Linked DNA regions of Homo sapiens: region 2 is linked to region 1. The links are chromatin loops, found by intact Hi-C in ENCODE. Cell type or tissue: Caco-2. All regions are shown on one strand. Each heading gives the region's core, and the rest is flanking DNA. Links, peaks and the distances in the headings are about the cores only.

Region 1 (8,322 bases), core at 60-8,059:
GGCAGCACGCGAGCAAACGCAAGTGCAGCCAGCACCACTCCGCATTCTTTCCCCCTCCCCTCATGCACTTCCCCCACTTTTTTACGCAAATGGGAATGTGATCTCCACTTAGCTCCTCCCCGGGATATTCTTCCCAGTGCCCTGCAGAGCAGCCTTGGGGATCCGCTCCGTAGTTAAGCGCAGCACACCCAGCACATGAAGGGCCACCACCACGGTGGCCAGGCCTGGACTGCTGGGCCTGAGGTGGTCTCTGCTGCTCTGCTGCCCGCTGGCCTCAGGGCATGTGTGTGCATTTGCATACCTCTGTAGAACACAGTTCTAGGAGCAGGTTTCTCCATCCAAGGATACAGGCATATTTTATTTTATTTTATTTATTTTAATTAATTAATTTATTTATTTATTTTATATTTTATTTTATTTTATTATTTTATTTTATTTATTTTATTTTTGAGACAGAGTCTCACTCTGTTGCCCAGACTGGAGTGCAATGGCACTATCCTGGCTCACTGCAACCTACGCCTCCTGGGTTCAAGTGATTCTCCTGCCTCAGCCTCCCGAGTAGCTGGGATTACAGGCGCCTGCCACCATGCCCGGCTAATTTTTGTATTTTTAGTAGAGATGGAGTTTCATCATGTTGGTCAGACTGGTCTCGAATTCCTGAACTCAGGCGATCCGCCTGCCTTGGACTCCTAAAGTGCTGGGATGACAGACGTGAACCACTGCAGCTGGCCTCTTTTTTTTTTCTTTTTCTTTTCTTTTTTTAGATAGAATCTCACTCTGTCACCCAGGCTGGAGTGCAGTGCTGCGATCCCAGCTCACTGCAGCTTCTGCATCCCTGGTTCAAGCGATTCTCCTGCATCAGCCTACCGAGTAGCTGGGGATTACAGGCGTGCACCACCACGCCCGGCTAATTTTTGTATTTTTGGTAGACGGGGTTTCACCATGTTGGCCAGGCTGGTCTCGAACTCCTGACCTCAAATGATCCACCCGCCTTGGACTCCCATGCCCAGTGTATTTTAACTATCTCATTCATTGCAGTAGTTATTCCTTTGTCCCTCTTGCAGGTGGGCGCCTCATCTGGCTTCTTCACTGCCATGAACCCAGTGTTAAAAATAGTGTTGAAGGCTGGGCACAGTGGCTCACGCCTGTAATCCCAGCATTTTGGGAGGCCAAGGTGGGTGGATCACCTGAGATCAGGAGTTCGAGACCAGCCTGGCCAACATGGTGAAACCCCATCTCTACTAACAATACAAAAATTAGCTGGGCGTAGTGGCACGTGCTTGTAATCCCAGCAACTCGGGAGGCTGAGACAGGAGAATCACTTGAACCTGGGTAGCGGAGGTTGCAGTGAGCCAAGATCAAGCCATTGTACCAGCCTGCGTGACAGAGCCAGACTCTGTCTCAAAATATAATAATAATAGGCCTGGCGTGGTGGCTTACGCCTATAATCCCAGCACTTTGGGAGGCAGAGGCGGGTGCATCACTTGAGGTCAGGAGTTCAAGACCAGCCTGATCATCATGGTGAAACCCTGTCTCTACTAAAAATACAAAAAATTAGCTGGGTGTGGTGGTAGGTGCCTGTAATCCCAGCTACTCAGGAGGCTGAGGCAGGAGAATGACTTGGACACAGGAGGCGGATGTTGCAGTGAACCGAGATCGCGCCATTGCACTCCAGCCTGGGAGACAAGAGCAAAACTCTGTCTCAAAATAATAATAATAATAATAATAATAAATAAATAAGTAAATAAAATAAAAAATGGTGTCTAGGCCGGGCACGGTGGCTTAAGTCCGTAATCCCAACACTTTGGGAGGTGAGGTGGGAGGATCACTGAAGCCAGGAGTTCATGACCAGCCTGGCCAACATAGTGAAACCCCGTCTCTACTAAAAATACAAAAATTAGCCAGGCGTGGTGGTGCACACCTGTAATACCAGCTACTCCGGAGGCTGAGGCAGGAGAATCACTTGAACTCGGGAGGCGGAGGTTGCATGGAGCCAAGATCACACCATTGCACTCCAGCCTGGGTGACAGAGTGAGACCCTGTCTCAAAGAACAAAACAACAACAACAACAAACAGTGTCCAGCACAAAGTCTGACTGTGTAAACTGAATGAATGAATCACTCCTCAGGGCTGGGCCTGGCCTTCCTCTCTTGGTGGGTCACATGGACCTGTGAGGCCACTGGCAGTGACAAGGGAGGGGTCCCAGTGGCCCCGTGGGGCCTCCTGTTCCCTCTGCCCTGCATGCAGGGAAGCTGGGTGGCTGGGTCAGGGGGCAACAGATGGACTGGCTCAGAAGCCTGGCCTTCCCTGGCAGGAATTTTGAGAATCAGATCTGAGCAAGTCCCCCTTACACCCATTGCCAGCCATGAAAGAGAGCAGACGGGGGTTCCACGACCCAGGGTTGTCCATGGTGGGCAGGAAGCTAAGATGGAAGCCACTGCTTTCTGATTGGCCAGGGAAGGCCTGTGCCTCAGATTCTTCAGGGTCACCAGCAGAATCCAGAGAAAGCACAGGCCACAGTGGCTTGGAGGATCCTGGAGAGGCCACCCACCTTCTTCAGAAGCTGATGGCACCTTCATTCCCTAGGCCTGGCCCTGGGGCTGGCTTCATCTTGGGGTTCCCAGTGGGAGATTCTAGTGCCCCTGCCAGGAACCAGGGGAACTGATGTGGCATGCCAAGGACATTGATTAATATAACAGTGATGTCAATACCTCACCCTCAGTCCAGGATGCTGTCTGATAGGTGACAACTGATACTGGTTGGGTAGGTGTGGTGATATGAGATTTCCCACCACCCCCCCTTTTTTTTTTTTGAGATGGAGTCTCGCTCTGTGGCCCAGGCCAGAGTGCAGTGGCGCGATCTCGGCTCACTGCAGCCTCTGCCTCCCATGTTCAAGCGATTCTCCCACCTCAGCCTCCCAAGTAGCTGGGACTACAGGTGCGCAACACCATGCCCGGCTAATTTTTATATTTTTAGTAGAGACAGAGTTTCACCATGCCGAAATTCCCTTTTAAAAATACCCTTCGGCAGGCGGGCACGGTGGCTCATGCCTGTAATCCCAGCACTTAGGGAGGCCCAGGTGGGCAGATCACTTGAGGTCAAGGAGTTTGAGACCAGCCTGGCCAACATGGTGAAACCCCGACTCTACTAAAAATACAAAAATTAGCTGGCCATGGTGGTGCGTGCCTGTAATCCCAGCTACTAGGGAGGCTGAGGCAGGAGAATCACTTGAATCTGGAAGACGGAGGTTGCAGTGAGCCGAGATTGTGCCACTGCACTCCAGCCTGGGAGACAGAGTGAGACTGCATCTCAAAAAACAAACAAACAACAAAAAAAACCCAGCAACTTTGTCTTGGCACAGTGGTTCATGCCTGTAATCCCAGCACTCTGGGAAGCCAAGGTGGGCAGATCACTTGAGTCCAGGAGTTTGAGACCAGCCTGGGCAACACGGCAAAACCCCCTCTCTACAAAAAATACAAAAATTAGCTGGGCATGGTGTTGCACACCTGTAGTCCCAGCTACTCGGGAGGCTGAGGTGGGAGGATCGCTTGAGCCCAAGAGGTGGAGGTTGCAGTGGGCCGTGATTGTGCCACTGCACTCCAGCCTGGGCAACACGGCGAGACTCTGTCTCAATAAATAAATAAACATATACATAGATATAGATATAGATATAGATATACACATATATATATACACTTAAGTAAAAACCAATTATCTAGGAGCAAATGTCAAGTAAAAGTACAGGTAGGGCTCAGATGCGGCAAAAAATCATGTTGGGGTAGGAGCCTGAGTAACATCAGCGAGCGCATACAGGTTTATCCTTTGGCCTCTGGCCCAGCTGTTAATGATATATTCATGTTTATTATCTGCCCCCTCCCACCCCCACTAAAATGTCAGCTTCAAGAGGGTAGGGATGAGGCCAATTGTGTTCACGGCTGTGTTCCTGCCATCTCACACAATGTTGGGCATACAGTAGGTGTTCAGTGAATACTTGTGAATGGGTGAATGGCTGGCTGGAAGGCCATGCATGAGTGAATGAGCGGAGGTGACACCTTCACATCCTCTCTCCGCCTCGGTGGATGCCAGTGCAGGCCCAGGAGTCAGCCGTTTCCACTACCAGCTGTGTGGCCCCGGGAGGGCTCCTTAACCTCTCTGTGCGTTTCCGTTGCCATTTCGCCGGGTTATTCTAAGGATTACGTGTGGTTTTACATGGTGTGGGCTTCTTGCAGTCCTCGGCACGGAGCACCCCTCCGTAAATGTTATTTCGCTATTGTTCTTTCCTTTCCTTTCGGTGTATTCTGCTTATGTATTCGCTATTGCTCTTCCCCATCTCACCGACCAGAAGAGTGAAGCTCCTCCCCGCTCTCCTGGCGCCCGGCTTCCCCGTTCTGGCTCGGGCCTGCACGCCCGCCCTTGGCCAGCAGAGGGCGCTAGCGCTCTAGGGACCAACGCTCCGGCTGGGCCGGGCCACGCGTCATCTCTCAGCCGACCCGAGGCTGGGGCTGGAGGAGGGGACAGGCGTGACCGCCGGGGCAGGGGTGGACCACCGGACATCTGGGTGTGTGCCTTTGGCACAGCGGGAGCCTGCTGGAGGCTCCCAAAGCGGAGTGGGCAAGCTTTTTCCCCCAGTGCGCTTCCAACCCTTTTTCTTTCTTTCTTTCTTTCTTTTTTTTTTTTTTTTTTGCGACAGGGTCTCTTGTCGCCCAGGCTGGAGTGCAGTGATGCGATCACGGGTCACTGCAGCCTCCAACTCCTGGCCTCAAGCGATTCTCCTTCCTCAGCCTCCCGGGTAGCTGGGACTACAAGTGGGCGCCACCACGCCCAACTAATTATTTATTCATTTAGAGACAGGGTCTCACTCTGTCACCCAGGCTGGGGTGCAGTGGCATGATCAAGTCTCATTGCAGCCTCAACCTCCTCCTCAAGCAATCCTCCTGCCTCAGCCTCCTGAGTAGCTGGGACTACAGGTGCAGGCCACTGGCCAATTAAAAAATATTTTTTTTTTTAATTAGCCGGACGTGGTGGCGGGTGCCTGTAGTCCCAGCTACTCAGGAGGCTGAGGCAGGAGAATGGCGTGAACCCGGGAGGCGAGCTTGCAGTGAGCTGAGATCACGCCACCGCACGGCAGCCTGGGTGACTGAGCGAGACTCAGTCTCAAAAAAAAAAAATTTTTTTTAGTAGAGACAGGGTCTCGCTGTGTTGCCCCGGCTGGTCTCAAACTCCTGGGCTCAAGTGATCTTCCTGCCTTGGCCTCCTAAAGTGCTGGGATTACAGGCGTAAGCCACCATGCCTGGCCTCCAACCCATTTTTTGCCAAGGACCAGCTGAGACTCAGAAAGGGTTGTCCAAGGTCACCCAGCAGGTGGGGGTAGTGGGGGTCATGCTGTGAATACAAGGCTTTGAAGCTCACATACCTCAAGGACCTGATAGGGGCTGTGGAGAACACAGGACTGACCACCTTTGCCTCTAGAATGCTGGCCCACATGGCCAAATCTTCCAAGTCTTCAAGAGAGACAGGGACATCAGGATGTAGTGAAATGTCTCGATTTTTATGGTAGCAATGAATTAAAGGCTTTGTTTGTTTTTGTAGAGCCAGGGTCTCATTATATTGCCCAGGCTGGTCTTGAACCCTTGGCCTCAAGCGATCCTCCCGTCTTGGCCTCCCAAAGTGCTGGAATTACAGGCGTGAGCCACCACTTCTAGCCTTATTTGTTTATTTATTTATTTTGAGATGGAGTCTTGCTCTGTCGCCAGGCTAAAGTCCAGTGGCGCTATCTCGGCTCTCTGCTACCTCCACCTCCCGGGTTCAAGCGATTCTTCTACCTCAGCCTCCCAAGTAGCTGGGACTACAGGTGTGCACCACCACACCCGGCTACTTTTTGTATTTTTAGTAGAGATGGGGTTTCACCATATTGCCCAGGCTGGTCTCAAACTCCTGACCTCAGGTGATCCGCCCACCTTGGCCTCCCAAAGTGCTGAGATTACAGGCATGAGCCACCATGCCTGGCCGCCTTTTTTATTTTTAATCACAGTTTCCACCTCTGAGCAACCTTGGAGGTAGCTCACCTCTTCCTCCCTTGGAGGAAGGTGTTTTGAAACAAAACCATCCCCCTGGTTTCTTCACCTGCCTGCCTGAGCTTCTTTAGGCTTCAGTTTACCAGTGACTGCATCTTCCAGGACTGCGCTACCCAGGACATCCCCTCCCTCTGGGTTAGGAGCCAGTCTCCATCCCTGAGCTTCCCCAGTAGAGCTTCCATTTGTTCATTTGTCCATTCATTCATTCAACAAGCATTCATTGAGTGTTTACTGTGTGCCAAATACCGTGTGTAGGGACATGCAGTGATGAGACAAAACCCTCCCTTCGTGGAGCTGATATTTGAATGGGGGAGTTAGACAACAGACAAAGAAGGAAATGCACTAGGTTCTTTTCCAGGCGTTCAGCACATACCCAAGTAAAGGAACAGAGGGCAGGCAGGCAGCAGTGGGCAGGGGGCCTCTTGGAGGAGGTGACCCCAAGTGAGGAGGAGCTGCCAGCCCTGGAGTCTGGTAGGTATTGTTCCAGGCCAAGAGAACAGCAAGAGCAGAGGCCCTGGGCGGTAAGATGCAAGTCACATTATCACATTAAGTCCACAGCACAGGGGCTGGGCGCAGTGGCTCACACCTGTGATCCCAGCACTTTGGGAGGCCGAGGCAGGTGGATCACCTGAGGTCAGGAGTTCGAGACCAGCCTGGCCAACATGGCGAAACCCTGTCTCTACTAAAAATGCAAAAATTAGCTGAGCATGGTGGTGGGCACCTGTAATCCCAGCTACTCAGGAGGCTGAGGCAGGAGAATCGCTTGAACCTGGGAGGTGGAGGTTGCACTGAGCCGAGATCATGCCACTACACTCCAGCCTGGGTAACAGAGCTAGACTCTGTCTCAAAAAAGAGTCTGCAGCACATGGCATGCAATAGACACTCTGTAAACAGATGGATAAATGGACAGATGGATAAATGGACAGATGGATAAATGGACACATGGATGAGCTTGTGGCCTTGGCAGCCCCCTCTCTTGGCTTGGTTGCCCACATCTCGCCCTGGGGGTGGACATGGACACCGCCTGGCACAAGGAAGTGGCTCAGTCAGCTCCGGGGCTCCCTGAGCTGCACCCCAGCCCAGAGTGGGGGTCTCCCCTCCCAACAGCAGCAGGAGCTGTGGACTGGCTGCCACGCCCCAGCCATTCACAATCTGGGGGACACTTCCCCTGACCTGGTCCAAATCCCAGCTCTCCAGGGTCACCCTGACCTACAGACCTGACCACTCTGAACCTCAGGCAAGGCCACCATCTGCCCACGCCAGCCCTGCCTCTTTCATACTCTTCCCTGCCCCCAGTGGCTCAGGCGCCCAAGCCATGGGTTCCTTGGAATGTAATTCTTTTTCTTCCCAGAAGCCTGGGCCGTTCACTTCCGGCCACACTGCCCTTGGTGCCTTCCTGACCCTTTGCTTTACAAACCTGACACGGTGGCCAGAGGCTTAAAGCCGGACCCAGCCACACCACCTGGCCTCCCCATCGTGCCATGGCCCATCTGTCAGCATCCTGCCCTGGGAATCTGACTGTAGACACCAGGACCCTCCACAGCCGTTTCCCACAAACCCCTGCTGGGAACATGCCTACCTGGCTGTGCCATCCAAAGGGCACTGCCCTCTACAGCTTACAGGCTGATTCCAAATCCTAGAGCTCCCGCTTCACCAGGGGCATGTTGGTATCCACACTCCAGAGCTGCCCATTCCACAGATATTTAATGAGCAGCTACCGTGTGCCCAGCACTGCCCTAGGCCCAGCAGACACAGCGGGGAACAAAATAGTCAGAAAACGCGGCCCTCGTGAAATGGATGTTCTGGGAATGGTGACAGTCAGGGCAAAGGACTAGGGAGAAACAGTAAACAGATGAAAAAGTAAACCATGTAGAAGATGAGATGGTGATAAATGCTATAGAGGGAAACAAGGCAGGGAGGGGGATAGGGGATGGGGTGGGGCAGAGGTGCCATTGAAAATTGGAATGGGGGCAGGTGCCTGATGCTTGAGAAGTGGCATTTGAGCAAAGACCTGCAGGAGGTGAGGGAGTGAGGCATGTGGACATCTGGGGGAAGAATGTGTCCTGCAGAGGAAGCAGCCAGTGCAAATGCCGTGAGGCAGGAGCATGCCTAATTTGTTGGAGAAACAACCAGGAGGCCAGTGTGGCTGGAGCAGAGTACAGGGTCAGGGAGGGAGGAGGAGGCTTAGGAGATGGGGTGGGGGAGGGGTAGTGGTGGGGCAGATCCTACAGGGCCTTTCAAAGATCCA
Region 2 (8,322 bases), core at 86-8,085, 59 kb after region 1:
AGTGAGCTGAGATTTTGCCACTATACTCCACCTTGAGCGACAGAGCGAGACTCTGTCTCCAAAAAATAAAATAAAATAAAAATACAAAAATTAGCTGGGCGTGGTGGCCCATGCCTGTAATCTCAGCTACTCAGGAGACTGAGGCAGGAGGATCCCTTGAACCTGGGAGGTGGGGGTTGCAGTAAGCTATGATCACACCATTGCACTCCAGCCTGGGTGACAGTGTGAGACCCTGTCTCAATTAAAAAAAAAAAAAAAAAGAGAGAGAGAGAGAAAGAGAGAGAGAGAGACAGAGAAGCCAACACAGCACTGGTTGAGCACCTAGCATGTGCCAAGTGCTTTCACATGATCCTGTTAAGCCTCCCGACAAACCTGCCTGATGATGTTGCTTTGGGAAACAGGAAAGGGAGCCTTGGAGGAGGTGAACAGACCAGGCCAAAGCCACCCAGAGCAAGCTCTGCTTCTAAGCCCTTCCCTCCACTCCGGCCCTGCCTGATCTCGACCTCCACGAGGGGGGAACTAATAGGGGCCGTTCATCAGACACTCGCTGCAAGAACAGTCGCTGCCGTTTCCCCATGGCTGAGTCCCTGCTACCCTGTCCCCGGATACCCCTGAGGCTCTGAGTGCTCCAGGCCCTTGCCCTGGGTCACACAGCAGGGAGAGGGGAGCCAGGGTCTGCACCCAGAGCTGCCTAAATCTAATTAGGGCCTGAAAGTCAGGGCTGGCTCCCACCGTCGGGGCCAGGGTTACAGTGGGAGGAGCCTGCCGCCTTTCCAGCGACCTCCTGGACCTTGTCTCAGCTGGAAGAGGGCCCCAGCCTCTGCTCTCATCTGGATGTGACAAGAAACAGCCCAGCAGCTCACCCTAGACAGGGCAGGGGCGGAGCTGGAGAGGGTGGGAAGGGAGGCGCCAGCCATGCTCCCTGAGGAGTGGTGAGGAGAGCAGGCGCCGGGGATGGAAGGCCTGGGTTTGAACCCATCTCTGCCCCTTAAACCCTGTGTGAACTGGCGAGTACCTGACCTCTCTGGTCTCCTCTGCAAAGTACGTCCAGGCAACCTCCTGGGGGTGTGGGAAGCCCCCAGGAGCTGGTGCTTGTAGCTAACATTTACGAAGCCCCAAGCCTGGCCAAAACCTGGGATTGGCCTAGGATGAGCAAGCACTTCCTTCATCACCGCCTGCGGGGAGGGAGGTGCTCTTATTATTACCTCCACTTTACAGAGAAGAAACTGAGACACAGAGGAGGTGACTTGCCAGATGATAGTTACACAGTCAGGAAGTGTCAGAGCACGGACTGGAACCCAGGCAGACCTGGCTCCAGAGCCCACCTCTTCGCCACTCCCCAGCGCCGGAATGCAGTCAAGTTCCAGGTTAGCAGCTCCTTACCCTGTTGCTGTTGACATCTACCAGGGTTTCTGGAGTTAGGGTCCTACCCTGGTCTGGAAACGGAGGCGGGGGGAGGGGGGGAGGGGACGAGGGGGCGCGGTGGGGGGTGGGGGGAACGTCCCTATATTCCATCCCCAACAGCCACCCTGCCAAGGAAATGGGCCCGGAGGGGGTATGTGCGGCGCCCAAGGGTGCACAGCCGTGGGGTCAGGTGTGGCTTATCAGGGCAGCATCTTCCCCGCCGGCATCTCCTGGATCCCCCTCATTTATACTCTCTCTCTCTACCCCCCGCTGTGGGGCGGGGGCTGCCTCCATGCCGGCTCCACGCTGACTCCACGCTGGCTACAGGACATTTGTTACTGTGTCAGTTCTAGCTCCCACCCCGATGGGGGGGCCGGCAGGCAGGGGGCTTCCTGGCGGCCCTGGGAGGGAGGAATGCGCCCCCACCCCCAGCCCCATATGGCCTCCTTCCTGGCCCATCTGCTTCCCATTGCCCTACGCGGCTGCTGCGGGGCCGCTGGAGCCCGCCCGCAGGGGTGTGAAGTTTATGTGGCTGGGCCTGGAGCCGGCGGTGACAGGGCCACACACGTTCACACAGACACACACTGGACACCGCCCACCAACCCTGCTGCATGTGTGCTCACACACACACATCAGTCCACCCCCCACGTCCCCAAATACACCCACAGTCTCACATTCACTCCCATCAACTAACACCAGAGACTTTCAACTCACACACACACACCAGTGAACGCCATACCAAACCCTGACACACACGTACACAACGCACTCTCAGAACGGACCCCTGCTCACACACACAGCCACACACAACACGCTGACTCACACTGCCTGACACCCTTCCTAGATGTGCCCCTACACTCACACCTGCACACACACACACACATCCACCCCAACACACAAAGACACACCAGCTTACCCAGATGACACAAACACAAAACGGTGACTTCCACACAGGCCCAGACCTCGGAGAGGCCATTGGATGGGGAAGGGGCCCCCTCCAAGGCACAGGACGGCCTCTCCCCCAACCCCTCTATCAAGAGCCCAGACCCCTGTGCCAACACAGGCCACACGCTGTCCCACCTCCTCCTTATTCAACCCTAGAGGCCGAGGAGGCCATTCCTCAGAGGAGGCCTGGAGACCAGCAGCCACTGGCCGAGGTCTCCAGGGAGTGTGGGCAGAGACCGATTCCAACCCAGGCCACCTACACTGGGCACTCAGCACTCCAGCTCAAACCCCTGAGGGAGCCCCCATCTGACTCCCCTCCTTCTGGGCACCTGCACCATCCCCAGTGAGATCCTATCACTCACCACCACCTCCAGGGCCCTCGAAGAGAATTCAGGGATCTGTGAACTTGGACTGGGGGAAAAAAAGGGATGTCCTGATTTTCACTAACCGCCAACTGGAATTTGGCATTTCCTTCCCTTACGAGCAGACGTGGGAAACCACAGTGGCAGTAGCTGGACGGTGGCTTTGTCAATCAGAAATCCTTTGTCCATGTCTCTTTACAGTGTCATAGAAAGAGCATTCGTCCTCTTCCTGATTTCAAAATTACCATAGTTGGCTGGGCATGGTGGCTTGCGCCTGTAATCCCAGCACTTTGGGAGGCTGAGGAGTTTGAGGCCAGCCTGGGCAACATGGTGAACCCTGTCTCTACCAAAAATACAAAAAATTATCTGGGTGTGGTGGTGTGGGCCTCTGGTCCCAGCTACTCAGGGAGCTGAGGTGGGAGGATTGCTTGGGCCTGGGTGGTGGAGGCTGCAGTGAGCCATAATCATTCCACTGCACTCCAGCCTGGGCAACAGAGTAAGTGCCTGTTTCAAAAATAAATAAATAAACAAAAACCAAAAAGCACAGCTGTCACCATATCAAACATTCAGCTATTAAATATTTTAATGACTTTAGTTTAATATAATGTTTTACTTTAATGCTATACAATTTCATTTATAAAGGTAAATCTAAGGCTGGGCGTGGTGGCTCATGCCTATAATCCCAGCACTTTGGGAGGCTGAGGTGGGCGGATCACGAGGTCAGGAGTTTGAGACTAGCCTGGCCAACATGGTGAAACTCCATCTCTACTAAAATTTAGCCAGGCATGGTGGTGCGTGCCTGTCGTTCCAGCTACTCAGGAGGCTGAGGCAGGAGAATTGCTTGAACCCGGGAGGTGGAGGTTGTGGTGAGCTGAGATTGCCCCACTGCACTCCAGCCTGGGCAACAGAGCGAGACTCTGTCTCAAAAAAAAAAAAAATATATATATATATATATATATACACACACACACACACACACATGAATCTAAATGTATAATAAAAAAGGGATCTATGGCACAGGAGCTGATCAGAGCCCCGAACTAGGCCCAGGTACTGTATTCTTACACACTTCTACTATTATAGCTTTTTACAGTGAGGACCACAGTACAGCTGGAATAGCTTGCCCAATTCTAAATGGCTGAGCCAGGATTTGAACCCAGGCAGCTGGCTCACCCTTGAGCTCTAAGCTATTCTATCTGTGGGAACCCAGTGCCCAAGCCCCGCCCCCAGGAAGAGGATCCTGGGGTCTGGGAGGCCCCGTCACACACACCATCCATCCTGGGGACCTGGAAACCTCCTGTCCAGCCCAGGGCAGGTCCACCTGGCTGCCCCAGCCAGAAAGGAGCCAGGGCAGCGTTTACAATGTGTGAGAATTCTCACCCCGCAGCAGTGGCAGTCAGAGTAGGCTCCCAGCTCCCAGGCCCCGGCTCTGCTGGAGGTTCTGCAGTAAGCTGAAAATGAGCTTCCTCTGTGGGGCCCCAGGAGGCAGGAACAGCCGGTGGGTCCTGGAGCCTTATCATCCCTTATCGTTGATTCACCTGACCTTCTGCTTATCTGTAACTCAGGAAACCTGTCCTCTGCTAGCCAGAAACCAAGTCACCAGAAAGAAAGCTGAGGCTTTCTTTGTCTTCCACGGCCTGGCTTTGTCCATTCATTCATTCACTGCTTGAGCATTTCTTGAGCACCTACTGTGTGCTGGGTTGGGGGCAGAGGCTATAGCTGTGAACGAAGTCCCACCCTCACTGAGCTCACTGGCAGGTGGAGGAGACAGACAAGAAACAAGTGAACCAAAGGCATGCAAGATAATAAAAAGAAATAAGTATCTTTGCCAGGGGCAAAGAGAAGGGCCAAGGCAGCAGGGCTTAGACACATGGTCTGAGAAAGCTTCTTTAAAGAGGCGATCTTCAAGCCCCAGCCTAGCGGAAGTGAGGGAAACAGCTGCAGAGACAACAGGGGTAAGAAAGTGTTCCAGGAAGAGGGAACGGCAAATGCAAAAATCAACACCTGGCTACCCTGAGCTTCACTTCTGCCTTCTCTGAGTCTGAGTCTGAAATTGGTCCTTTGGGCCAGGTGTGATGGCTCATGCCTATGATCCCAACACTTTGGGATGCCAAGGTGGGAGGATCACCTGAGATCACGAGTTCGAGATCAGCCTGGCCGAACATGGTGAAACCCCCGTCTCTACTAAAACTACAAAAATTAACCGGGCATGGTGGGGGGTCCTTGTAGTCCCAGCTACTTGGGAGGCTGAGGCAGGAGAATCACTTGAACCCAGGAGGCCGAGGCTGCAGTGAGCCGAGATTGTGCCACTGCACTCCAGCCTGGGCAACAGACCAAGACTCCATCTAAAAAAAAAAAATAAAAATAAAAAAGAAAAGGAAAAAAAAGAAATTAGGGGTTTGCCCCTTCCCCAAGTCCCATATCCTGGAGGGTCACCTGCCTTCCCCTTCCTCCAGTCATCCTCTCATGCCTCCTCTCTCCTTCCAATCCAAGGACCCAGGGTGTTAATTATATATGCAACCTGTGCAGCTTTTCCCTTCCCTTCCCTTCCCTTCCCTCCCCTCCCCTCCTCGCTCCTCTCTCTCTCTTTTTTTTGAGACAGTCTCACTCTATCACCCAGGCTGGAGTGCAGTGGCACAATCTCGGCTCACTGCAACCTCTGCCTCCTGAGTTCAAGTGATTCTCCTGCCTCAGCCTCCCGAGTAGCTCGAACTACAGGTGCCTGCCACCATGCCTGGCTAATTTTTGTATTTTTGGTAGAGACGGGGTTTCACCATATTAGCCAGGCTGGTCTCGAACTCCTGACCTTGTGATCTGCCTGCCTTGGCTTCCCAAAGTGCTAGGAGTACAGGTGTGAGCCACTGTGCCAGGCTCTTTCTTTCTTTCTTTTTTGAGACAGAATCTCGCTCTGTCGCCCAGGCTGGAGTGCAGTGGCGCGATCTCGGCTCACTGCAACCTCTGCCTTCTGGGTTCAAGCGATTCTCCTGTCTCAGCCTCCTGGTGACTGGGATTACAGGTGCACATCACCATGCCCGGCTAATTTTTTGTATTTTTAGTACAGACAGGGTTTCACCATGTTGAGGAGGCTGGTCTCAAACTCCTGACCTCAGGTGATCCACCCACCTCGGCCTCCCAAAGTGTTGGGATTATAGGCGTGAGCCACTGCGCCCGGCTCTTTCTTTCTTTTTTGAAGCAGGGTCTCGCTCTGTCTCCCAGGCTGGAGTACAGTGGCATGATCACAGCTCATTGCAGCCTCAACCTCCCAAACTCGAGCAATCCTTCCACTTCAGTCTCCCGAGTAGCTGGGACTACAGATGCGTGCCACCATGCCCAGCTAATTTTTAAATGTCTTGTAGAGAGAGGATCTCGCTATGTTGCCCAGGCTGGTCTTGAACTCCTGGGCTTAAGCAATCCTCCTGCATCGGCCTCCTAAAGTGCTGGGATTACAGGCCTGAGCCACTGGGCCGGGCTTGACTTTTTGTTTCTATGTCCCTCTGCCAGGGGCATCCGTCTGTTGCCTTGCCTGGGATGGAAACCCAGGAGTCAAGAAGCTAGTGGCTCCTGCCCTCTGTTCTTCGTTGGGCTTCTGACACAGTGCCTGGCCCATCCGCACTTGACAGATGAGAAAACTGAGGTTCAGAGAGGTACCTCGGGGTGGCTCCAGCCCCACCATGGCAGCTCCGGGCTGGGCACCTGCAGGTCCTGGGCCCTTAACTTTGATCTTATTAATGACCTCCACTTTCAGGGGCCGCTCCAATTTCTAGTGTGGTTCAGGTGTCCCCTTAGGCCATGGGGCACGGCCCTGGCATCTGAGTGTGCCACCGTCTCCTGAGTGTCTCAGCCTCAATTTGTGGTCCATGGGGCGGACCATCGTGTTAACAGCATCCGTAAGTGACCGGTGTCGCTGGTTGCTCCCGTGTCCTGGGCCCCAGGCCGCAATTTAGTCCTGCCGCCCCAAAAGGGAAGGGCCTATTCAGCGGAGGAGGTCAACGAGGCCAGGGGAGCTTGGCCCTGAAGGCGTCCTCCCAGGGCGGGGACGGTGAGGGCGCCTCCTGCTCCTCCACCTGCCGGCCGGGGCGCGCGGTGGTCCCGGGAGGGCCGGGGAATGCGCGGGGGTGGTCGCCGCCCCCAGCCCGGCTCACGTTTCCGGCCCGGGCCGCACAGCCCCCGCCGCCCCCTCGCCGCCGCCGCCGCCGCTGCCGGCCCCCTCAATAAGGCGCCTCGCCTTCCACCTCCGAATTTTCCACGCAGGGTTAGCCTGGCGACGCGCTGTCTGCGGGCCCCATAAAGGCGGCCGTGTGCTGCATTCGTCTCGCCGGGGCCGCGGCCTGGAGGGGCGCCCGGGCTGCGAGGGGCCTCCGCCTGCGGCTGCAGAAAGGGCCCCCTCCTCGGCCCGGCAGGCGCAGCCTCCAGAACTCCAAGTTCAGAAACACCGTAAAGACAAAGAGCAAACATCGCAGCCAGCCTGCGCTGGGCCCTGCTAAGGGTGCGGAGGGGCTTCAGAACCCATGGCACCCTCCTAGTCGACCTGGGTGGCAAAGCCTTCTCTGAGCCTTTGCAGGAGGGTAGAGGAGGCTCAGGGGTTGGAAGAAGTTGTCCAAGGTTGTGCAGGAGGAATGGGGCAATTACAATGAGTCGGGCTCCCAGCCCAGCTTCGTTGTGGAGCCTCTGCTTCGTGCCAGGCACTGCTCTAGGGCTTGGAGTATTGCAGTGAACAGATGCAAACCTCCCTGCCCTCCTGGGGCTGACATTCCATCGGGGGGAACCAGACATTGGCAAAGAAACCCCTGAAATAAAGTGTCAGGTGCCAGTGAGTGCAGGGGCGGGGGGGGGCGGGGCGGGGGGAATAATGCAGGGAAGGGGGTTGGGAAGTGACGGTGGTGGGCATGAAATGGCTCCTGGGATGGTCAGGGAAGGTATTTTGTTTTTGTTTCTTTTATTTTTCGTTTTATTTTATTTTATTTTTGGAGCCAGAGTTTTGCTCTGCCCACCAGGCTGGAGTGCAGTGGCACCATCTCTGCTGACTGCAACCTCCACCTCCCAGGCTCAAGCCATTCTCCTGTCTCAGCTTCCTGAGTAGTTGGGACTGTAGGCATGCGCCACCTGGCTAATTTTTTTTTTTTTTTTTTTTGAGATGGAGTCTCACTCTGTCGCCCAGGCTGGAGTGCAGTGGCGCGATGTCGGCTCACTGCAAGCTCCGCCCCCCGAGTTCAAGCGATTCTCCTGCCTCAGCCTACCGAGTAGTTGGGATTACAGGTGCCTGCCACTGCGCCCAGCTAATTTTTGTATTTTTAGTAGAGTTGGGGTTTCACCATCTTGGCCAGGTTGGTCTTAAACTCCTGACCTCGTGATCCACCCGCCTCAGCCTCCCAAAGTGCTGGGATTACAGGCGTGAGCCACCGTGCTCGGCCCTTTTTTTTTTTTTTTTTTTTTTTTTTAGATGGAGTCTTGCTCTGTCACCCAGGCTGGAGTGCAGTGGCTGGATCTTGGCTCACTGCAACCTCCGCCTCCTAGGTTCAAGCAATTCTCCTACCCTAGCCACCCGAGTAGCTGGGATTACAGGCACCTGCCACCCCGCCCAGCTAATTTTTGTAGTTTTAGTAAAGACGGG

What was found. A loop is a pair of places that touch in the nucleus more often than their neighbours do. Peaks named below come from ENCODE experiments on the same cell type or tissue, not always from the same donor. Only the 100,000 strongest peaks of a DNase experiment are listed, where the experiment ranks them.
Region 2: a loop joins it to region 1, with 5 times the contacts of the local background. A loop is called at or near these places in 2 of 110 quality-filtered maps.

Annotation. Positions count from the first base shown.
Region 1 is chr20:50,067,550-50,075,871 of GRCh38, reverse strand. No RefSeq gene overlaps it. Among named protein-coding and RNA genes, the nearest start is that of TRERNA1, 30 kb to the right of the region's middle. RefSeq lists enhancers at 1,797-2,306, 2,307-2,816 and a silencer at 4,313-4,552. In Caco-2, for the core only: CTCF peaks have their summits at 4,433 (motif pointing right), 5,146 and 5,345 (motif pointing right); DNase peaks (open chromatin) are centred at 81, 4,441 and 5,361; H3K4me3 peaks cover 649 bases.
Region 2 is chr20:50,008,692-50,017,013 of GRCh38, reverse strand. No RefSeq gene overlaps it. Among named protein-coding and RNA genes, the nearest start is that of SCREEM1, 18 kb to the left of the region's middle. RefSeq lists an enhancer at 503-1,230. In Caco-2, for the core only: no CTCF peak of the experiment used is centred there; DNase peaks (open chromatin) are centred at 487, 833 and 4,183.